3 separate regions of the Homo sapiens genome follow, and regions 1 and 3 are each linked to region 2. A link is a loop called in an ENCODE intact Hi-C map of the cell type or tissue named here. Cell type or tissue: MCF 10A. All regions are shown on one strand. Links, peaks and the distances in the headings refer to the core of each region. The heading gives the core; the rest is flanking DNA.

The links. Peaks named below come from ENCODE experiments on the same cell type or tissue, not always from the same donor. Only the 100,000 strongest peaks of a DNase experiment are listed, where the experiment ranks them.
Region 1: a loop joins it to region 2, with 7 times the contacts of the local background. A loop is called at or near these places in 11 of 110 quality-filtered maps.
Region 3: it touches region 2 in a loop (12-fold over the local background); 19 of 110 quality-filtered maps call a loop at or near these places.

What each region holds. Positions count from the first base shown.
Region 1 is chr2:65,262,069-65,269,999 of GRCh38, forward strand. ACTR2 (actin related protein 2) reads left to right here. Exons shown (of 9, transcript NM_005722.4): 8 at 2,975-3,107; 9 at 6,496-7,931. The coding sequence ends at 6,666. Among named protein-coding and RNA genes, the nearest start is that of ACTR2, 38 kb to the left of the region's middle. In MCF 10A, for the core only: a CTCF peak has its summit at 3,177 (motif pointing right); a DNase peak (open chromatin) is centred at 3,193.
Region 2 is chr2:65,378,396-65,386,326 of GRCh38, forward strand. All of the region lies in intron 1 of SPRED2 (sprouty related EVH1 domain containing 2), which reads right to left. Among named protein-coding and RNA genes, the nearest start is that of SPRED2, 50 kb to the right of the region's middle. RefSeq lists enhancers at 4,604-4,733, 4,944-4,993. In MCF 10A, for the core only: no CTCF peak of the experiment used is centred there; a DNase peak (open chromatin) is centred at 4,656.
Region 3 is chr2:65,549,485-65,557,415 of GRCh38, forward strand. It overlaps the pseudogene VTRNA2-2P. Among named protein-coding and RNA genes, the nearest start is that of LINC03050, 49 kb to the right of the region's middle. In MCF 10A, for the core only: a CTCF peak has its summit at 3,966 (motif pointing left); a DNase peak (open chromatin) is centred at 3,937.

The DNA.
Region 1 (7,931 bases), core at 1,125-6,124, 120 kb before region 2:
TTATTTGCTTTCTTGCTATTGAGTCATTTGAGATTTGAGTTCCTTACATATTTTGGATATTAACCACTTATCAGATGTCTGATTTGCAAATATATTCTCACATTCTATAGGTTATATCTTCACTTTGTTGATTAATTCCTTTGCTGTGCAGAAACTTCTTTTGTTGTTGTTTGTTTTTTGAGACGGAATGTCACTCTCTCACCCAGGCTGAAGTGTAGTGGTGCAATCTTGGCTCACTGCAACCTCTGCCTCCCGTTTTCAAGCGATTCTCCTGCCTCAGCCTCCCAAGTAGCTGAGATTACAGGCATGTACCACCATGCCCAGAATTTTTTTTTTTTTTTTTGTATTTTTTAGTAGAGATGGGGTTTTGCCGTATTGACCAGGCTGGTCTCGAACTCCTGGCCTCAAGTGATCCACCCCACCTCAGCCTACCAAAGTGCTGAGAGAAACTTCTTAGTTTGATGTAAATGCATGTATATTTTTGTTAGATATTGCCAAATTTCCCTCTCTGGCAATTGTATCGTTTATCCTTTTCCACCGATCTGATGAGTGAGAAATTATTTCAGTGTAATTTTACTTTTTATTTCTGTCATTAAGAGTGAAGTCAAACCAGGGGTGGTGGCTTCTGGCTGTAATCGCAGCACTTTGGAGGCTGAGGTGGGAGGTTTGCTTAAGCCTAGGAGTTTAAGACCAGCCTGGGCAACATATGGAGATCCTGTCTTTACATAAATTTTTTTCAAAAAGATTAGCCAGGTATGGTGGTGGTGTACTCCTGTAGTCCTAGCTACTCAGAAGGCTGAAGTGGGAGGATTGCTTGAGCTTGAGAGGTAGAGGCTGCAGTGAGCCATGATTGTGTCACTGCACTCCAGCCTGGGTGACAGAGTGAGACCCTGTCTCTCCCCACCGCCACAAAAGAAAGTTCCTAAAAAAAAAACATATATATATATATAAAACATATTTTTATATGTTTAAGGGACTTGTTTGTTTGTTTGAGATAGAGTCTCGCTCTGTCGCCAGGCTGGAGTGCAGTGGTGCAGTCTCGGCTCACTGCAACCTGGGTGGAGTGATTCTCCTGCCTCAGCCTCCCAAGTAGCTGGAATTGCAGACGTGAGCCACCACGCCCAGCCTTAAGGGACATTTTAAATTTTTTTTTTTGGCAAATTGTTAATGGCTTTTTGTAGATTTTGGAGTTTTGGGTTTTTTTTTTTTTCAGTTTTGAAAAGTTTTCTTTTAGCTTTCTGATATCTTTCACAGATACTCTCTCTGTTTGCCATTTGTCTATTGCTCTTAGTGTTTTGGCCATGCAAAAGTTTGTTTTTATTTAGTCATATAAAAAGATTTATAGTCTTATTACATCTAGAGCTTGAGTCATAGTTAGAAATCCCTTCTCTACACTCAGGTTATAGAGGAATTCACCCAGAAGCATTTTGTACAGCAAGCATTTATTTGTGTAACCCTGAGTTAAATAGCCACCTAATTAATTTTGATGGGATGGCTTTGGAGCCAGGATAGTAATAGAAATTAATAAAAATAGCAATTGACTCATAACAAGCTATAAACCTGGTAGAAGATGATCAGAAATCGAATCTAGCCTTCATAATTATGGTAAATTCTCATGATAGGGATTAGGGAGATGATTTTGTTCTTTGATGTTCATTCACAGCAAAATTGTATTTAAAAGTACATGCCAGCTGGGCGCGGTGGCTCACGCCTGTAATCCCAGCACTTTGGGAGGCTGAGGCCGGTGAATCACGAGGCCGGCGAATCACGAGGTCAGGAGTTCAAGACCAGTCTGGCCAAAATGGTGAAACCCCGTCTCTACTAAAAATACAAAAAATTAGCTGGGTGTGGTGACGGGTGCCTGTAATCCCAGCTACTCGGGAGGCTGAGGCAGGAGAATGGCGTGAACCTGGGAGGCGGAGGTTGCAGTGAGCCGAGATCGCACCACTGCTCTCCAGCCTGGGTGACAGAGTGAGACTCTGTATTAAAAAATAAAAAAAGAAAAGTACATGCCTGTTGCTGATTAGAGCTTCGACGTACCTAAAGTGCGGAGTCAGATTCAGTACCTTCTCCACAGAGTTTGCATTGCAAAGTGGAACAACTCAAATTTTGTTTTGTGTGTTCTGCATGTTGAAAATGTACATGTAAATGCTTGTGAGTACTTATCACATGAATCTGTATTTCAACTGCTTAGTTTATGCGACATTCACTGGGCTTGCTATGGCAATTAAATACAAAAGCAATGCTTTGTTAGAGTTGCAGTAGCTTTAGCCATTGAGAACCTGGAAGCCAGGTTGAAAAAGGCCAAAATGGGTGCAAATCAGCTCCCAAACTTTACTGTGAGAATTATTCCTCAGACCCTCGCTCAGATTCTGTTACTTTTACTACATATGCAGTCTTTTTAGATTGGATTTTCTGATCTCATAGATATCAGAATAGAGGGTACTGCTGTCAGTAGATAGCAGGGTACTGTATCAGAAAAGAGGGTACTGCTATAAGAAGCATACACATCAGTCTAGCCAAAAATAACAGCAGACAGCCTCTAAGCAAAGGAACAAAAAAGAAAACTACAAAAGATAAATGAAAAATTAAAAAGCAGGAATTCTGGATTAAAGTAGAATAGGGCTAATTATAGTAAACAACCACATCTTAGTGGCTTTAGGGAAGCATGTGATAAAATAGTTTGTAATGTAAATCTTGGTCATTATTAGAAGTCTCAGTTATATTCACAAAAAAGTGTATTATATACTTTTAGAAGTATTTTATTTTCATCAAAATTATGAAAAGATTTTATATGTAAAGAGGGGTCGTTACTTCACAGTAGTAATAACAGCAAATATTCAGCCCTGTGATTTACATGTGGAATTTTATTTAATTCTCCCAGCAACCCCGAGGCTGACATAAGTAACAGTAACCCTGAGATACCATTTTCCTAACCTAAAACTCCAAATGAATAACCATTGTGCCTTTCTAGATCTGAATTCTACAAACACATTGTGCTTTCTGGAGGGTCTACTATGTATCCTGGCCTGCCATCACGGTTGGAACGAGAACTTAAACAGCTTTACTTAGAACGAGTTTTGAAGGGTGATGTGGAAAAACTTTCTGTAAGTATTAGTAAATCAACTATTACTAACATTCTTTTAAAAGGCTATACAGTAGTTTGTGAATCTTGACAACCACCAGAGGGAGCAAGACGTCTTCCAAAACAAATTCCTACTGCAGTCAAGTGCATCCTGGAAATGATAGCAAGAAGGAAATAGTTCAAGATAAGCTCTGGTCACCTCTATAGAGTTGGTGGATGGAGGCAGTGAGGTCAGGGCCAAAAGTTCTGGTTCATCTGTAACAACCAGCACGGACTCTGAGGCACCTGTATATGCATGAGAAGAACCTGCTGTACTATAGGGAAATAAATGCCCCACTTGAGTTTTGTTCTTTTTTTAAACTTATTTTTTGGATATGCAATCAGCCTTCAGCACTTCTCTTGGGCTATCTCATATTTCTGACTTTATTTGTTGCATATGTTGTCTTCTCAGTCAGATTGAAAAACATCATGTCTCAAAATTTTTTGCATTCCGGTGACTGTCATAACTCTTGAAACAGACTTTAATTGGTTGTTGTTGGTATGTACAGTAGAAAGAAATTTTTAAACTAGAAATAGTTGATGTTTCTTTGGCATAGGTTTTTGTGTTTTTTCCACCAGACTCTGGACTATGTGAAGTATACAGTATGTGCTGTATACTTAACCAAGAGTTATCTAATCCTGAGTTAATCTCTGAGCTTTGTCTCACTGACTTTGATCAACTGTTTTAGATAATGAGATTATGTATTACAGAGTACTGTATGTTACATCTTTCATATATGACTCATTGTTGAAATTAAATTGAGTATGGGCTCACATACATTAAACAGATTAACAGACTGGAAAGGAGCCATACTGTCTAAGTACTTCACTTATTTTTCTGATTTTATTGAGTTTTACATATAATTTATAATTAATCTCAGGTGATCATTTATTCAGCAAACATTTCTTGAACTCCTGGGTGCCAGACATAGGTCTAGGTGCCGGGGACAAACAAAACAATGAAAACAGAATCCCTGCTTTTAGTCTAAATAATGTATTAGTGGTAATAAGTGATATGAAGAAAAGTAAGGTGAAGAGCTGGAAAATGTTAGTGGTTGGGGAGGTAGTGTGCTCCTTCATAAACTGTGATCAGGAAAGGCCTTTTGGATGAAGTGACTTTTGATCAGAGACCTAAGTTGAGCGTGAGAGGAGTGAGCCTTGTGACTGTCTGGGGGAAGAATCTTCCAGGCAGGAAAAATGCAAAAGCCCCAGGTTGGTGGGAGTGTGCCAGTGTGGCTGGAGCAGAGTGAGCAAGGGAGGGGGGCAGGTGGGATATGAGGTCAGAAGGGTAGCAGGAGGGCAGGTCTTGTTCAGCCATGGTAAAGGGTTTGGCTTGACTCCTGGTGAAATGGAAAGTCTTGGGTGTGGGGGCGGTTTAAGCAGAGAAATGATAGGATCTGATGTATATTTTTAAAGGATCATTAAGTCTGGTGTGGTGAATAGACTCTTGGGGGAAGAGGGAACAAAGGTGGGCATAGAGAGACCAGTTAGGAGGCACTGAGAGGAGGGGAGGGATGGTAGAGTTTTAGAATAGAGGAGGAGGTTGAAATGGTTGTTTTGGAGAATGGAAGCGAGAATAGAGAAATGTAATAGGATTGCCATGCAGCAGGAAGGGCTCAGTTGAGGTTAGTGATACATTATAGCAAGATGTTTTGTTTCTTTCCTATCTTGTTCAGCTGCTTGACAGCAGGTGCAATTTGTCTGTAGGAATCTGTAGATGAGTTCAGCAAGGAGGGAGTGGTAGATGGAATGATCTGATAGAATGAGTTTCAGTGGGGCTATGGAGTTTTAGGGATGAGCGAGATAGAAGCAGCAATGAAGAGCAATAACTCATATTACCAAACCTCCAGGGTTAAGGTAGTGTGTGAGAGAGAAACAGTAAAGCAGTTGAGGTATTTACAGAAGCAGTGTCTTCAGGGGCTAGCTAAGTTTCCCTTAGAGTAGAGGTGGTCATCTATAGCCCTTATGCCAAAACTGGTTTGTTTGTTTTTTTTAAGTTTTATTGGAACACAGCCAAGCCCATTTGTTTACATAATGTTACCTGTTGTCACATATTGTCTGTGGGCACCTTCTAGCTACATGTGGGGTTGGGTACTTGTCACGCCTACAAAGCCTCAAGTATCTGGCCCTTCACAAAAAAAGTTTGCTGACCCCTATGTAAGAGCAAGAAAGTAAAAGGAACAATTAAAACAGTCTCAGAATTGGTAAATAAACTGATGTTTTTCTTTATCTTGGATTGTTAGAACCCTTACAGTTCATTTATGTGACATAAATATACAAATGATTTAGAATGACATAGTTACATTGGGTCTTTTTTGCAGATCGTGATACTGTAAATGAAAAACTTGCTATGTCATTTTAAGGTTTCTCTTTCAGGTGTTGACCAACCATAAAGATAAGGATGTGTCCTTCCTAGACACTTAATAGTAGCTACAGAGTATAAAACTTTTCCCAATTGCCTTTAATTTTGGTTACTGTGTTCATTTTCTCATAACATCCTGATGATTTGTTTTGACCATATTTGGCCTTGTTTATTTTAAGAACATTTCATTTGATTTTGAGACAATAGAAAGTAAGCTTTGCTTAAAAGAAAAGAACTTCAGTTTTACTCTATTGCCCTGGACTAGAATCATAACAGTATGAGACCTTGAAGAAGTCATGCAAGTCCTCTTTTTTTTTTTTTTTTTTTTTTTTTTTTGAGATTGAGTCTCTGGGCTCACTGCAAGCTCCACCTCCCAGGTTTACGTCATTCTCCTGCCTCAGCCTCCCGAGTAGCTGGGACTACAGGCACCCACTACCATGCCCGGCTAATTTTTTTGTATTTTTAGTAGAGACGGGGTTTCACTGTGTTAGCCAGGATGGTCTCGATCTCCTGACCTCGTGATCCGCCCGCCTTGGCCTCCCAAAGTGCTGGGATTACACTTGAGCCACCACACCCAGCCATGCAAGTCCTCTTATCCAGACTTTGCTTGACAGCAAAGTGACTTTCCCAAGTGGTCATCTGCCATTGGATGGGAAATTTGCTCTAATTATGTCTTGGATGTTTGGTCTCTCAGTAGGGTGTTAAGTCATGTAATTTACTGATCAAATTAGGACACTCAAGAATGGAAAGGGTGGTATTAATAATGATGGGACACCACGTGTAAATCAGGACTGTTCCAAGCATGCTGGGATGGATGTGTGGTCTCCTAAACATGAGCTTTGGGCAAATTACTAAATGTTTCTGTACCTCAGGTACCAAATATTACGTTCTACTTATATTACAGGACTGTTGCAAGTTTGAGGGAGAGCATATATTTAAAAAGCCATTTTCATAAAGCAGAAAGCACTGTGCACATGTACCATTTCATTATCCTTTCTTTCTCCTTTAGAAATTTAAGATCCGCATTGAAGACCCACCCCGCAGAAAGCACATGGTATTCCTGGGTGGTGCAGTTCTAGCGGATATCATGAAAGACAAAGACAACTTTTGGATGACCCGACAAGAGTACCAAGAAAAGGGTGTCCGTGTGCTAGAGAAACTTGGTGTGACTGTTCGATAAACTCCAAAGCTTGTTCCCGTCATACCCGTAATGCTTTCTTTTTTCCTTTATTGCCAATCTTTGAACTCATTCAACTCCAGGACATGGAAGAGGCCTCTCTCTGCCCTTTGACTGGAAAGGTCAAGTTTTATTCTGGTGTCTTGGGGAAGCTTTGTTAAATTTTTGTTAATGTGGGTAAATCTGAGTTTAATTCAACTGCTTCCCTACATAGACTAGAGGGCTAAGGATTCTGTCTGCTGCTTTGTTTCTTCTAAGTAGGCATTTAGATCATTCCTATAGGCTTCCTATTTTCACTTTACTGCTCTAATGCTGCTAGTCGTAGTCTTTAGCACACTAGGTGGTATGCCTTTATTAGCATAAAACAAAAAAAACTTTAACAGGAGCTTTTACATATTACTGGGATGGGGGGTGGTTCGGGATGGGTGGGCAGCTGCTGAACCCTTTAGGGCATTTCCTCTGTAATGTGGCGCTTTCAACTGTACTGCTGCAGCTTTAAGTACCTTAAAGCTTCTCCTGTGAACTTCTTAGGGAAATGTTAGGTTCAGAACTAAAGTGTTTTGGGTGGGTTTTGTTGCGGGGGGGAGGGTAACAATGGGTGGTCTTCTGATTTTTATTTTTGAGGTTTTGTCAACTGGAGTACGTAGAGGAACTTTATTTACAGTACTTTGATTTGGCAGGTTTTCTTCTACTTGTGCTCTGCCTGGAGCTGTTTCCATATGATATAAAAAGCAAGTGTAGTATTCCATTACTATGTGGCTTAGGGATTTATTTGTTTTTTAAAATCAACCATGTTAGCTGGGATTAGACTCCCTACAGTCCTTCAATGGAAAAGTAACATTTAAAAATCCTTTGGGTAATTCGAATTACAGATTTAAAAGAGCTTAAGATCTGGTGTTTTGTTAATGCTTCTGTTTATTCCAGAAGCATTAAGGTAACCCATTGCCAAGTATCATTCTTGCAAATTATTCTTTTATATAACTGACCAGTGCTTAATAAAACAAGCAGGTACTTACAAATAATTACTGGCAGTAGGTTATAATTGGTGGTTTAAAAATAACATTGGAATACAGGACTTGTTGCCAATTGGGTAATTTTCATTAGTTGTTTTGTTTGTTTTGATTTGAAACCTGGAAATACAGTAAAATTTGACTGTTTAAAATGTTGGCCAAAAAAATCAAGATTTAATTTTTTTATTTGTACTGAAAAACTAATCATAACTGTTAATTCTCAGCCATCTTTGAAGCTTGAAAGAAGAGTCTTTGGTA
Region 2 (7,931 bases), core at 1,689-6,688:
TATGTCAGGGATTTGCTTTAAAATACTGCAGTCCACCCCCTCCATACAAGAAAAAGTGTGTGTGTGGGGCGGAGGAGACATGAATGACAGCTGGGTGATGAGTACATGGGGTGGGGGCATATACTACTCTATCTCTGTCAATGTTTCACGGTAAAAAGGAAAAAGAGCTGTTAAAATGGCTATATGCCACTGAGACCTCACTAGTGACCAGAACAGGCAGTGTGGCCCCATAGGGGTGACATTGTGTCCTGTGTGATCCTCAGATGATAAGAGTTGGTGACCGCACAAAAGTCAACCCAGTAAGTAACTGCACTCGATTTTTCATTCCATCAACTAACACATTGGTTCTCAAATGTGGCTGCACACTGGAATCACCTGGAGGGGTTACTTTTGTTGTTTTAATTCATGCCTAATTTAATTGTTTGGGGTACAGCCTGAATTTCTGGATTTTAAAAAGTTCCCCAGTAATTCTAATGTACAGTGAAGTTTGAGAGTTAGTACTCTGAGAACCTAACATACCAGTTCAGGAAGATATCAAGGGTAAGCGAATGAGAAAGGACAGGGGCAGCTGGATGCTCTCTGCTCAAGCCTTTCCTGGGACCCCCTTGGCCTGATTATCTGTCTCTCTAGGGCCTCCAAGTCTGGGGTCCAGGCTGAGCATCCCTACATTACCGGTGCAATCAAAGATGACACGAGAGCTATAGTAAAAACTAGGGACTTGGCAAACAGGTTAAAATGAGAAGCTGGACCTACTTTAAAGCCAGATGAGAAGTGACTTTTTACCAATATCAGGATTGCAGTGGATACACCAAGTGTTCCATTGAGTGTTCCCCCTCACCCACCTGAGCATTAAGTGCTAATGTGCATCTTGCTGAGAGCAGCTTATGTTAGCTACAGAAAAACTCCTGTTTTAAGAGGCTGAGGGGTCTTAAGCAGTGAAATTTGTCATAGCTGCTGAGTACTGGGGCCCTAACAGCTGGTCTTATTCAAGCAAAGAGGAAGGAGAATTCTCTTAGGAGGGCAAGCCTCTCCTCACAAAGAGACTGGGGCCATTTTCCTGTGGCAGGTGGCATACTCTGACGAGCAACGATGAGCCTCTGCCTACTTTCTTGTGGCAAAAAGATAGATTCTGGTGTCATTCTCAGAGCCTGGGAGAGGTGGAACACTTGCTCTGTTGAGTCCCCTCATCTGTGTAACTCCTATGACCTTCCCTCCTATGACAACCCTGAAGTGTAATCATGTTTCCATTTTATAGATGAGCGTAATGAGGCTCATGAAACCTTAGTTACTATGCTTGAGTCGACACTGCAATAGAGAGCAGGGCTGGAATCTGACCCAGCCAAACTCCAAGGCACTACACTTTCTCCACAGCAAAGTCCTCTAAGAGATACTTTAGGATAGAATGAACATGGCACCTCTCATTTCCACCTGTAGGAAATAATACAAAGGTTGCTTGGTCACACATCCTCCTAGATGAACCTATTAGTCATCATGAGCCTTGAACTTTGCTTTATCGTGTTCCATGGGGACATGCATTCTTCCTCCACCCACCCCAGCTGGGTGTTGCTTTCCAGCTGCCCTGGCTGCTCTGTCCGTGGCACTATACAAGGAGGTTGAGTGCTTCTTACACACCCAACTCTAAAGTCCTTGCTGAGGATACCAACCTGAGGGTCCTTCCCTTGACCTGCACTCACATATTCAGGTTTGAATTCTGTATATCATAAGGTATAGAGAAACCTGGTGTGCAAGTCAACCTAAGTCAAAAGTCACGTTTTGGACTCTACTCCTTGGATGCAGAGAACCTTCTCTGTTACTGGTCCCATTTGTAGCTATGCAAGCCCCAAAGACAAGGTCGACTCAGGTGCCAGTATCACTTAATACCGTAGGTGTAAATAAGACTAATTTTTTCTCTCTAGACTCAACCTTATAGATCTTAGTCAAGGCTGCGTACTCATCCCCAAACCCCTGTCATTAAAGCTTTTGCCCCAGGAGACTCTACTGGCGTTCCAGAGACGCTGTCAGAAGTCAAAAGCTGTCTGGAACCTTTCTTATGGAACTGCCTTCGAGGCTAGTCAATCATGAATGAGTCAGCCATTAAAAAAAATTCCATCCTTACTGTTAGTTAAACACCATTTTTAAAATTTCAGTGGCTCAAAGCTTGTTCTGGACTTATTTACCAAACTTAGCTCTAATAAACTTAAAAATCTACCTTTACAAGATAAATACTTACTAGTGCCAAGTATGGCCCCCACTTTCTCTCTTTTTTTCTTCTGAAAAGAGTTCCACAAAGGCTTCTGAAAATGTTTCCAGTAAATGGCTGTGAGATCAAGTTGAGAGAGGAGTCTCCTGAGGTGAGGTCATGGCTTTGAAAGATATAACATTCAAATACAGACGTATGTGTTCAGATGCAAAGGTACATGCTCTGAAGTGTTTGCCTTAAAACAACAAAAAATTCAAGCCACGATTATATCTTCTATTACATGTTATATAGATTATGCTCCATCAAAGAGCATTAAATGGCATTAATGATATTAATGACATTGACATGCCAAGTACACTTTGCCTTTATGTGTCCTCTTTAATTCTCATTGCAGTTCTCTGAGGAAGGCGCTCTTAGGATCCCCATTTTAGAACTGGGGAAACTGCTGCCCAGAGAAGGAGTAGCCCAACCTATGAAGCCATTGAGAGGTCAAACCAAATAGGCAGCCTGACTCCAGACACATGGCTCTTTCTTACCCCTTTGCTCATTTCCAAACCTCACCAAGTTAGCCCAGCAAAGCTCAGAGGCGCTCAGTGCTCCTCAACTCGTAGCTCAGCTGGTTTGGCAACCCAGAATTTAACCCTCCCTTGGTGTTGTGTCCCAGCCTGCACCAGCAGATGTCTTGATAATAGACAAATGCTCATGCAGAATGGAACGGTAACATACATGGGCTGGTCTAGGCAGTGCAGAATGACACCTTAACAGTTAAACACTCGGCAGCTCTAAAGCAGCATGGCCCAAGTTGTGTTCCCTGCCCACCAATTTCTAGCTTGGTCAACTTATTTCATCTCTCTAACCTGCAGTTTCTCTATCTGCAAAACAGGGAAACAAGAGTATCTCCTCTGGGGCATCTTGGGGTTTGTTATGCTAGTTAGCTGCACATAGCAAAAGGCACTTTGCATAGTACCTTCATACAGCAAGCCCTTAATACATGTTGACACCTATGGCAATTATTCCAGCAAAGGTTCAGTACATGACAGACAGCAGGGTGGGCAAAATGTGGCAAAAGCAGGGAGGTGCCTCGGTGCAGGGCCGCTCCACTGGCTGATGACAGAAGCCCTCAGCCCCGGTCCCTGAGCAGAGAGATCTCACCGTGTAATATCCTCTAGCAAATGGGAACTGTGCAATTCAACAGGTTCTGCCTGGACCTCTGAAGTCAACATGAGACTCCTCCTTGCAACAGGGAATTACTTGGGGGCTTTCAGACACCAGTGGAATTCCCCCCACCACACACACCTTTTTCCTAAAATGCCAGCTTGACATTAGGAGGTTGGTTGTGGGTCTGCACTTCTGTACTTCTCAAAGCAGGAGTTTCCTTGGTTTCACATCCACCTTGTGTTTTCCCAATATATGTCTGCGCTTGAGTAACCACTCCAAAGGGAGAAGGGAGGGGGAACTGGTCTAAAAGAGTGGCTTCCCAGTCTTTGCTGGGTGGTTTCTGAGATGGTCCTGCAGAGGAAGGGTTAAAAGGCAGCTACTGGAGCAGCCTGACCTGTGGGCAAAAGAACAATTTAAACAAGAAAATAAAATAAAACAATAGCCCCTCTGGACACCATCACCTCCACAGGTCCCATGTGGGACAGAAGGGAAGAGTTCTGCATTTAAAAAAAGATTTCCAGGAAGAAGGCTGGTCCAGGAAGAAGGCTACGAAGAAGAAGAAGAAAAAAAAGCCAGGGGGGGTGCTTTGGAAAGGATTTTTAGAAATTCTTGCTGCTGCTTATTAAATTATTAACTTTTTGCCTGGAAGCAGGCTGTCCCACACACTACCCTAGGCAGTCTAGGGTTAGGGCTGGGTAACCCCCCCTCAGCCAGACCACTAAGGAGAGGAGCCTCTGGGAATGTACTGGTTTCAAAGCCACAACTGGCAGCTGAACTCACAGCACAGACTAGCGGTACTGTCCCATAGAAATGGAAACTGAGCCACATACACAGTTTAAAATTTTCTAGTAGTCACATTTAAAGAGTAATTAAAAAGCAGGTGTCATTAATTATAACATAGTTGACACAAACCAAGATATCTAAAATATTTGTTTCCACAGTAACCAAAATAAAATAATCATTAATGAGATACTTCACATTCTTTTTTTTCTTTTTGTAATAAGGCTTCAAAATCCAATGTGTATTTTGCACTTTTAGTCAGTTCGTACAAGCCTCATTTCCAGGTTCAACAGCCCAGGTGGCAAGGACTACATACTTGACAGTGTGGGTCTAGAAGCCACGGTGTGGCGCAGTAATTCTCAGTGGAGTCACCTGGATCTCTAAGGGGGAGGGGTGCTGCCTTGCGGTGGTGTGTTTGAAAAATGTGGCATCCCAGCCCCACCTCGGAAGGCCTCAGTAAAAGGCAGCTGGCCTTTCTCCAAGTTCCGCTGCGGCACAAGCCGCCACCCACGCAGCCCGGTCACCACCGCCTCTCTGCAAGAGTCATACAAGAAGGCTTACGTTTTAAAAATACCACCGGCATGCTAGCTTGGCGTCTGTAAGCACAAAAAGTAGGAGAGCAAGGAAGGGCTCCAGAGGCAGGTGGACCGGGCCGATGAGTAAAGCGCCCACGCCTGCTTAACCATACTTGTCTATCAGGTCTGAACTCGGCCCAAGCTTCAACAGAGCTTTTCCCTCTTGCTCTGTGCTGTCATGAGCACCAAGTTCACTCTAGTTCCCTTGTCTGTGAGGCCGGGGCCCTGTTTCTAGTTGGAAGATGCTGTAAGAACAAGTGATGGTCCAATGAGGGGTATTTTGAGCTCTTCAAAGGAGCAGAATTTCTTTAGCTAATATCCCCTGTGGTATTCAACAGGGAATTTAAAATATCCTCAGATAGGGCCCTCTTCAGCTATTACTTTATGTCCTTAGAACTCTGGCCAGAAAGAAGCTACCTTTCACATGGAGGAGGGAGGCTGAGTGCCCATCAAAACCCACCAAAGGCCGCTCCCCACCGTTACGTGGGTTCCCTATGTTCTGAGATAAGGCTTTCTGGTTTGGCCCTACTTGCTGTGGTGCCTAATCGAAATCTCCCTAAGGAGAAGTCTGACACACGAGTATGGAAAAGTTCTCTTATCATTTGGAGAATATAATTTAGGGCTGGGTAGATAAACATGTACAGGAAATACTTCTATAGAGGTCTTGATCCTCTGAAGATTAATAACCCATGGAACTGGAGCCCAGCCTCAAACTCAGAGGAAATAGGCAAGTTATAAAAACAGGAAGAACGGGAAGTTTATTTTTGGATGAATATTTGTTCTAGTGAAGCTCTCGATACTGACAAAAACCTTGATCTGCAGGTCATTTGCTGTAGCTGAGCAGCTGCAGTGCATGTTTCTACAAGCTGTCCCACCAGAGATTTCCGGGTCTTTCTGGAAAGAGCCTTGCCCCACTCCTGCAAAACATCTGCCTCGCTGCCACTGGCTGAGGGACTTCTTTCTCCTGCATTCTTGATGTGCAGGATCTGCTCAGCTAGAAGCCTCAGCCACCTGCAACGGCCGCTCTCGGCCTCCTTCCCAGTGCCCAGAGCCGGCCTATCTCCACCAGGTGTGGGAACTGCAGCTCTCGGTGTCTATCCCAGCGTGGTGTTATCAGCCTCCCTCGGTGGACTGCTGGCCTCCCTGGTCTCACAGCCTCCAGTGCCCCTTTCTCCCAACCCTGTCAGCATACTTTCCATGGCTCCCTACTGCTTATGGAATAAAGTCAGATGTTCCCAAGCTTGACGGGCAAAGCTCTTCACAATCCAGCCAAATCTACTTTTACAGTCCCATCTCCATAGGCAGGACCAGCTGCATGATTTGCAGGGCCTGGTACAAAATGAAAATAATTTGTTATTTATTAACTAAATAATAATTAGTTCAAAACTTAGTAAGAATTTCAAGGCAGCAACAGCAGAGCATTAAACCAAGTGTGGGGCCCTTCTGAGAGCAAGCCGGTGTGGTAGCATAGGGTGCAGGCCCGTGAGGCCAGCCCCTTCCCCACACCTCCCTTAGACCGACCCCAGAAGGCAGATGCTACCCCCACGGAGAAAAGCCCTCCTTACCTCTTCCTCACTCCAGTGAAACTCATCCTTTCCCTCAAGGAAGACTTCAAGACAAGAAGATCGGTTTCCACCCTGTCAGGTCCCCATTCAGAGGCACTCTCTGGCCTTGATTTACAGTATGCTTATTCATTTGCCTGTCTCTCATGCACACCTCGATTCACCAAGAGTTCCAGGCTCCTTGTTCATTGCCTGTTCATTTCTGTGCCCTCCTCTCCACCTGTTCAGAACAAAACTTGACACACAGTAGATCTGCTATAAATTTCTATGGTATGTTCACTAGAAATTTTGCTTTCCACTTCTTCTTTTTTTTTTTTTTTGAGACGGACTCTTGCTCTGTCACCCAGGCTGGAGTGCAGTGGCGCCATCTCGGCTCACTGCAACCTCTGCCTCCCAGGTTCAAGCAATTCTCCTGTCTCAGCCTCCCTGAGTAGCTGGGACTACAGGCGCACCACCACACCTGGCTAATTTTTGTATTTTTAGTAGAGATGGGGTTTCACCATGTTTGCCAGGCTGGTCTCAAACTCCTGACCTCAGGTGATCCGCCTGCCTTGGCCTCCCAAAATGCTGTCATTGCAGGTGTGAGCCACCACGCCCGGCCTGCTTTCCACTTCTAATGAATACTTACAAAGCCTCTTATGACCTTGCTGACTGATTAAAGGAAAAATTAAAAATTTCCTAAGATTTCCCCTTTACATAAGAGGAGATGCCCACGCCCTCTGGGGAGTTGGAGGGCGTCTGAACAGGAACTTCCATTAACCGCCATTGTGAACTGGGCTACCCAGACACAAAGGCTGCCCATGTTGTCTTTGGCAGTTGCTTCACAGGTAACCATGCCAGTGCTGCAGTGGAGGGGAGGCGTGGCAGAGGGATGGGAGTTAGGAGAGTCAGCATGACCCTCTTTCACCTTCCTGGTCTGATACAGCGGTGGGGAGAAACCAGAGAGGAAGAAGGTCATCTGATGTTTGATTCCCTACCCACTGCCACCAAGAAGTGGAAGGAGAAGGGCAAGAACCTAGGATTTTCATACCTAGAAACTTTAAATGAGCTCTCATTTCTTTGGAAATGATGACCTTTTCAGGGAAAATGCTTATGGGCTCTTGAGTTCCTTTAGAGCAAAGCGGCAGAAGAGACAGATGATGATCCCCACTCCCCTAATAAATGCAGACCTGCGTTAGTGTTTTTCAAGAGGAAGAAAAACACTGGACATCCCAAATAGCTTCCTAAATGTTCAGGTAAAGTTGATTTTTCCAGCAATTGTTAACTGATCATGCCCATGGGAGATGGTGAGGCAAAGAAGGGGGATGATATTGTATCAGAAAGCACAGGACTGGTCGGGTGCGGTGGCTCACGCCTGTAATCCCAGCACTTTGGGAAGCGGGGGCGGGAGGATCGCCTGAGGTCAGGAGTTTGAGACCAGCCTGGCCAACAGGGTGAAACCTCATCTCTACTAAAGATACAAAAATTAGCTGGGCGTGGTAGCGGGTGCCTATAATCCTAGCTACTCGGGAGGCTGAGGCAGGAGAATCGCTTGAACCCGGGAGATGGAGGTTGCAGGGAGCCGAGATCGCGCCATTGCACTCCAGCCTGGGCGACAAGAGTGAGACTCTGTCTCAAAAAAAAAAAAAAAAAAAGAAAGCACTGGTATCAGAAGGT
Region 3 (7,931 bases), core at 1,125-6,124, 170 kb after region 2:
AATATGTCATGGGGCTGCTTCCAAGTGGCCCTATTCAGATGTTCCAGTGACAAATGGATTCTGGAGATGAATGTGGGTGAGGGAACTACTAGTATCTTTTTCCGTTAACCAGTTTCATTTGAATTCACTATTGCATGACTTGATCAACATTTTGAAAAACAGAGAATAAAGTTCTGAGGTCACAGATTTTAGGAAGCATAATTTTCTTAGAAATGGAATAGAAAAACCTCAGAACACAGGACCCTGGCAGGAGGATTGGACAGTGGGATGACACAAAAGCTATAACCTAGTGATTCTCAGTGGGGGTGACGTTATCTCTGGGAATATCTGGCAATGGCTGCAGACACTTTCAATTATCATGGCTGAGCGCTCCTGGTATCCAGTGCAGAGAGGCCAGGGATACTGCTAAAGATCCTACAAGAGCCAGGACGGCCCCCACAATAAAGAATTACCTGTCCCCAGATGTTGACAGTGCCACTCTTGAGAAACCCTGTTATAAATGGGCCCCAATGCACCGCAATTACATGTACACATTCTCTTCCTCCTATGAACTGTCTTTTGTATTTTGCATGTAATGCTTACCAAACATTATGGGAGCATCATCTGCATGCCAGGTGCAGTACTGTGGGTAAGCGGGAGGTTAAAAAATGACTGAGACCAGTGAGGAAGACGCGCATCTACACAGCTCTCTCATCTAGTGCATTTAGATTCATGTCTCCCCTTTCCTAGGCGGAAAGCCTCCTGGTAGAAAGTGTATCCTTTAGACTCTCACAGCATCAGCCGCGATGCCTAATGGTAGCCTTTGTTCTCAGCAAATGCCTGTCATACATTCAGGAGTGGGGTCGGAAACAAGGCAAACTTCCCTGTAGGACCTGTACTATGGTTCAGTACGGGAGAGTTCACGTGGTCCTTGTGCTGTTTCTATTCCTCTTCTCATCCGGGTAGCCTCCCACTCCATAGGACAGACATTTCAGTAGCTGAGATGGACTCAAAGGTGACTAAGAGAGGCCGGAGCTCATCCTCTTGCACAGTAGTGATTATTCATGGCTGACCAGGAGATTTCTGAAGAAAAGCCTCCACATCTGGCCTCAGGAAGCCCTGCTCAGGAGGGCAATTCTTGCTTGAGGGTGTCCTGGCAAGGGAGCTTTGGAGCAGGAAAATCATCTGGTCATCAGAGTTCAATCATTCTTACCACCCTTGATGGCACTTTGAACCACACCAGCTCAGTGGACTGTGAAGGTTTGTTTCATAGAAGAATTTGGGGCCAGGCGCAGTGGCTCACGCCTGTAATCCCAGCACTTTGGGAGGCCGAGGCGGGCCGATCATGAGGTCAGGAGATTGAGACCATCCTGGCTAACACGGTGAAACCCCCTAAAAAATACAAAAAAAAAAAAAAATTAGCCTGGCGTGGCGGTGGGCGCCTGTACTCCCAGCTACTCGGGAGGCTGAGGCAGGAGAATGGCATGAACCCGGGAGGCAGAGCTTGCAGTGAGCCGAGATCGTGCTCCAGCCTGGGCAACAGAGCAAGACTCTGTCTCAAAAAAAAAAAAAAAAAAAAAAAGGAAATTTGGGCTGGAGGGTGATGGAAAAGCCAGAAGGTACGAACTCTACTCAAGGCATAAAATTTGAAGGCTGCCTGGGCCTGCCCTAACTCCACCCCAGCCCATTTATGGATATGTCCCCATTTCTGCTTCATTGGAACAAGAATGCCAGGACAGTTTCTTTGCTGATGGGCTTCTAGCATAATATATCTCTTTACTATCACAGATTTATATTCCTCATAGTCTACACCAAAGAGCCCAGGGTGGAGTGGAAGATGCTGCAGAGTTATTGCAAGGGGGTCTGTGACCCGTGCAACAAGCCCTGCCTGTAGAGCAAATATATCTTGCCTTACGCATGTACGTTCTACTATTTTTCAAATGCATATTTCACACTTCTATGTTCTACTGTTTTTCAAATATATATAAATACTACTGTGATTACAATAAAGGGATTGATTACAAAGTGTGGAATTCAGAGTGAATTGTCATTCCTCTGCTACTCTTGCCTCAAACCACAACCAATGTCAAATCAGTCGCCTAGCTTGCTTCCGATTTCTTCCTACTTCCACCTCTTCAGTCAAGAACCAGGCCTTGTCAGTTACTCCTTCACAGTCTCACATATGTGTCCTTTCTTCAGCCTTTGTCACCCAACGCTAGCCCTTATCACTCCTCCACTCACGGGGACCAGGGCTGCCCACGTGGTCCCGAGGCCTGAATCCAGAGCGTCCCTCCCACTGCCACCAAGTACATCTTCCTACTGGCCCACACAAGTCCTTGGTGTCAAAATATTTAGGGCTTCCAGTCTCCTTAACCTGATATCCCACCTGCTTTACAGTGTGGCATGAAGAACTATCTCTTGAACACAAAACAAGTCACCTTATCATTTACATTGTCTAATATTTAAAAAACAACTTTTAAAAACCAGTTTTGTGGCCAGGCATGGTGGCTCACGCCTGTAATCCCAGCACTTTGGGAGGCCGAGGCGCGTCATGAGGTCAGGAGTTTGAGACCAGCCTGGCCAACACATCGAAACCGCGTTTCTTCTAAAAATACAAAAATTAGCTGGGCATGGTGGCGGATGCCTGTAATCCCAGCTGCTAGGGAGGCTGAGGCAGGAGAATTGCTTGAACCCAGGAGGCAGATGTTGCAGTTAGCCAAGATTGCACCACTGAACTCCAGCTCCGGCAGCAGAGTGAGACTCTGTCTCAAAAAAAAAAAAAATCAGTTTTGTGTTCCATTAAAATACATTAAGTCGGGTGTGGTAGCATGTGTCTGTAATCCCAGCACTTTAGGAGGCTGAGGCAGGAGGATCCCTTGAGGCCAGGAGTTGGAGACCAGCCTGGACAACATAGCGAGACCCTGTCTCAAAAAAAAAAAAAAAATAGGACAGCAACTGAGACTTAATAAAAATGTCTTCCATGTATTTTTTCTAAAACCAGTTAATTTATATTTGTGGAATAATTTTGTGCTCACTAAACATGTACATACAACGCTATTATGGACTTCAATGAACAGAAAGCTTTTTCCATTGTTTCCAGATCACTCTTTCTCTCTCTTTTTTTTTTTTTTTTTTTTGAGACGGAGTCTGGCTCTGTAACCCAGGCTGGAGTGCAGTGGCGCCATCTCGGCTCACTGCAAGCTCCGCCTCCCGGGTTCACGCCATTCTCCTGCCTCAGCCTCCAGAGTAGCTGGGACTACAGGCTCCTGCCACCACGCCTGGCTAATTATTTTTGTATTTTTAGTAGAGACGGGGTTTCACTGTGTTAGCCAGGATGGTCTTAATCTCCTGACCTCATGATCTGCCCACCTCGGCCTCCCAAAGTGCTGGGATTACAGGTATGAGCCACCGCGCCCAGCCTCTCTCTTTTTTTTAAAGAACAGGTGTTCGCCAGGCACGGTGGCTCACGCCTGTAATCCCAGGACTTTGGGAGGCCAAGGCGGGCGGATCACGAGGTCAGGAGTTCGAAACCAGCCTGGCCAACATGGTGAAACCCCGTCTCTACTAAAAAAATGAAAATTAGCCGGGCGTGGTGGCATGTGTCTGTAATCCCAGCTACTCAGGAGGCTGAGGCAGGAGAATCACTTGAACCCGGGAGGCAGAGGTTGCAGTGAGCCAAGATCGCGCCACTGCACTCCAGCCTGGGCGACAGAGCGAGACTCTGTCTCAAAACAACAACAAAAAACAAACAAACAACAACAACAACAACAACAAAAACAGGTGTTCACCTCTTATTCCCTTGAAATAAGTTGTTGAAAAATCCTGTTGTTCTACACAGCCCTGCTCACCAAACAGTGTGAGAGCTGTGGGCTTGGTTTACCGCCCGCAGGTTCTGATCCCACGTCTTCTTTGCCCTGGTTGGAGAAGGGATGTGAGGAGCGGAGAAGCCGTGGCCCAAACAGGACCTGCTGGCTCCCTCTTGTGGAGAATAGGGAGAAAACATGCGGGAAGAAAAGGGGCTCTGTATATCGGCGAATACTATTTTACTGAAACAACCCCGGGAAATGTGATCTGAAAAATATGGTCTGAGACAGAGTTGTATTTTGCTGTGTATTGCAAAAGGGATTGGAAGTCACTGGGTGGGGGAGTATAAATTGAATAACTAGAATACGCAGAAGATTAAAAAAATTTTAGCCCATCATTTTGTTGTTGGCCCAGAGTAAACCTCTCTCCCAGGGCAATTCATAAGGAACAAACTGGCTTGGGGATCTCTTTTCCCCCCTCTTTCCCTTCTCGTGGTGGGAGGAGGAACAGAATTACCCAAAGGGGTGCCGCGGCTGAGGTGTATGTTCCTGGCAGGGATAAGGCACGGGCGCCTTGGCTCACCCAACAGTCCGGGCAGGCCTCCAGGGTCCTGCGTGTGGACACCAAATACCAAAAACCAACTGAATTGTATGCTTTAAAGTGATGGATTTTATGGTATGCAAATTACATCTCAATTTTAGAAAGGAAATATTTTATTGAGCCAGTTGTTAACTTGATTTAAAAATTGTATTCAGACACATGGTACAACACGTGGGCCTCATTTGTACTCTTGCCCCTGGGGTCCTGCAAATGTCACCAAGGAGTCTGCACATCGAGGTGTGAAATGGCAGTGGGTGCTTTGTCAACTCAGATTTTCAAGGAACCTGGAGCTTAGCAGTTGAGGTGGAGAGTGGTAGGAAATAAGGCTGGATCATAGACAAGGCCAGGTCCTGGAGGGCTTATGAACTGTGAGATGAACTCAGCCTTTATTGGAGGTGAGTGGGATGGACAGGTCTTAGTTGTAGGTTGGCAGTGAGGAATCTTTTTTTTTTTTGAGATGCAGTCTCACTCTGTCACCCAGGCTGGAGTGCAGTGGTGTGATTTTGGCTCACTGCAACTTCTGCCTCCCGGGTTCAAGTGATTCTTCTGCCTCACCCTCCTGAGTAGCTGGGACTACAGGTGCATGCCACCACAGCTGGCTAATTTTTGTAATTTTAGTAGAGTCGGGGTTTCACCATATTAAGCCAGGCTGGTCTTGAACTCCTGACCTCGTGATCTGCCCGCCTCGGCCTCCCAAAGTGCTGGGATTACAGATGTAAGCCACCACGCCTGGCTGATTTTGCATTTTCAAATAAACAGCCATACCTTTTTACTTTCCACTCTAGCAGCTGGTGGGGAGGACAGATCTGAGAGGGACCGTTCTGGAGTCATCGAGGGCAGTCGGCTGTTGCATTCATCTAGGAGAGAGGTGTGCCAGGCCTGAACCCTAAGGCAGTGACAGTAGAAATAAGGCAGAGGAGAGGGCAGGTCATGGAAATGCTTAGCCATAAACTCAGAGGCATGGGGATAGTGGTGGAGTGTGTGGAAGAGAAGGTGGGGGAAGAGTCAAAGGTGACTCATCATTGTGGGTAGTGGTGGCAAAAGTGGGCAGGCTTGGGGCATGTGGAGGGAGAGGACCTGCTGACTGAGAAAATGACCAGTGGGTGTTAGATAAGAAGAGGTCAAGCCCGGAGGCTGGGGTGTGGAGTCTTCATCATATCCTACTCAACCACAAGTTGGGTGAAGATGAACTCTCGTGGTGCTTGAGGGGAAGGATGAGGTTGGTCCCTTGGGAAACACCAGTGTCATCTAGAGCAAGAAGTGGGAGACCCAGCCTGCCGCAGAGTGTTCTAAGAAGGGCGTGGTCAGTGGACCAGATGCCATAAGACCATCAAGGAGAATCAGGAGGTACAAGCCCTGGATTTAGTGACAGTGATGATGATGAGTGCCTTTTGCCAGCTGGTACATTTCAGCGGGATGTTGCATGAAACAGCCGGGTCTCAGTGGGCAAGGAACAAGTGTGAGGCCAGGAAGTGGAGGCAGAGAGTGCAGTCGACTGCAAAGGGCATGACTCCGAGCAGCAGAAGGATGGGTTGAGGGAGGGCTTTTTTTTTTTTTTTTTTTTTTAAAGATCAGAAAGCACCTGCAGGATTCAAACCCCAGCACAGGGAGTTAGAGAGACAGAAAGTCTGGCATGAGGAAGTAACCACTTGAGCCAAAGCTGACCCAAGGGAGGGCTTCATCTAAGGGAGAAGAGGAGGTGGTTACATCATTGCGTTTTATTTATTTATTTGCTTTTTTTTTTTTTGAGACGGAGTCTTGCTCTGTTGCCCAGGCTGGAGTGTAGTGGCGTGATCTCAGCTCACTGCAACCTCTGCCTCCCTCCTCAGCCTCCCAAGTAGCTGGGATTAAAAGCATGCACCACCACGCCCAGCTAATTTTTGTAGTTTTAGTACAGACAGGGTTTCACCATGTTGGCCAGGCTGGTCTTGAACTCTTGACCTTAAGTGACCCACCTGCCTCGGCCCCCCAAAGTGCTGGGATTACAGGCGTGAGCCACCGTGCCAGGTCTTATTTGCTATTTTTAATAAAAATATTAATGTACGTGGTAAAAAAATCAAACACTACAGCAAATGTATAAAATGAAAAGTAAAATTCTGTACTTTTCAGACTCCCTCGTCTCTCCTTGTCCAAAGGTAACAGTTATGATCAATTTCTTATATATTCATCCAGAAAAAATTTTATACATATGGAATTCTCTTTAAAGATGAGAGAGATTTGGCTGACTTTAAATACTGATGGAAAAGAGCTATATAGAGAAAACGGTGAAGACAGACGGAAGGCTGATGGGAGAGAACTGGTAGCCAGCTCACTCCCGGGGGTGGGGAAGGAACCCAGGGGAGGGGAGAGAAGAGGCCTGGCTTGGTGGTGGAAATGCAGGTTTTTGCTGGGACTGGAGGGAAGGGCAGGGAGCAGGGATGGTGGAAGTGAGGTCAAAGTGTGCAAAACCATGATTTATGATGTCAGCGGTGGGGTGATTCAGGAAGATGGTGTAGGTGTGGCAGAGGCCATGAACATGGGTGGATGGAGTGGAGGTGAAAGTCATGGTGGTTGGGGATCGTTGAGCCCGGGATGTTGGATGAGTTCTTCACACGGATATTAAAATCTCTTAAGATGATGGTGGGTGCCAAAGTTCTCAATGGAGGTAAAGCATAGTCTGGAAAGAGGAATGTCAGAAGAGAAAAAGCCAAGGATGGAAGCTAACGTCCTGGAAGCAACTGGGAGCAGGAAGCAACTGGGAGCAGGAAGCATATCTTCTCTGTCTTCTTGCCTTGGGTCCTGGGCATGTGGGACAATAAGCAGCCTCTCCTTGCGGAAGCAGGAGGTGGATGGTGCATTTAGCAGAAAGGCTGAGAAGCAGAGGGGGTTGTCTTCACGGGAACAAGGTCTCCAGGGTGTTCCAGGTGGGGAAAGGGCCTTGGGGAAGTGGGGTGGCTATCAGTGGCCCAAGGAACCGGCTGGGGGAGGCAGCCAGCAGGAAGGAGAAAACGTGGGATGGGGTGGATAGGATGTGTGGGAGGACTATGGATGAAGTAATGGGCCTCAGTGCTCCCATCTTTGATGCCTATAGTTTTGGCAGCTGCTGAGCTCTCTCGGCCAGGTGGCATGACAGTCACCCCAGAGCCCATGGGTGGAAGCAGTTGTATCTGGTTTGAATAAGGGTTGGGTGTTGCCTTCGTTTGCTAGGGCTGCCAATAACAAGGTACCACAGACCGAGGGGCTTCAGCAGGAGAAATTTGTTGTCTCACAGTTCTGGAGCTCGGAGTCAAATCAAGGTGCTTGTCAGGTCGGTTCCTTTTGAGGACCATGAGGGACAGATCTGTTCCAGGCCTCTCTTCTTGGCTCATAGATGGCCATCTTCTTCTCTCTATGTCTCCTCTATCCTCCCCTCCCCTCCTTTTCCCTCTGCTTCTTTCCTCTCCTCCTCTTCTCTTTTATCTTCTTTTCTAGACAGAGTCTCACTCTGCCCCCCAGGCTGGAGTGCAGTGGTGCAATCATGGTTCACTGCACCCTCAACCTCCCTGGGCTCAGTTGATCCTCCCTCCTCA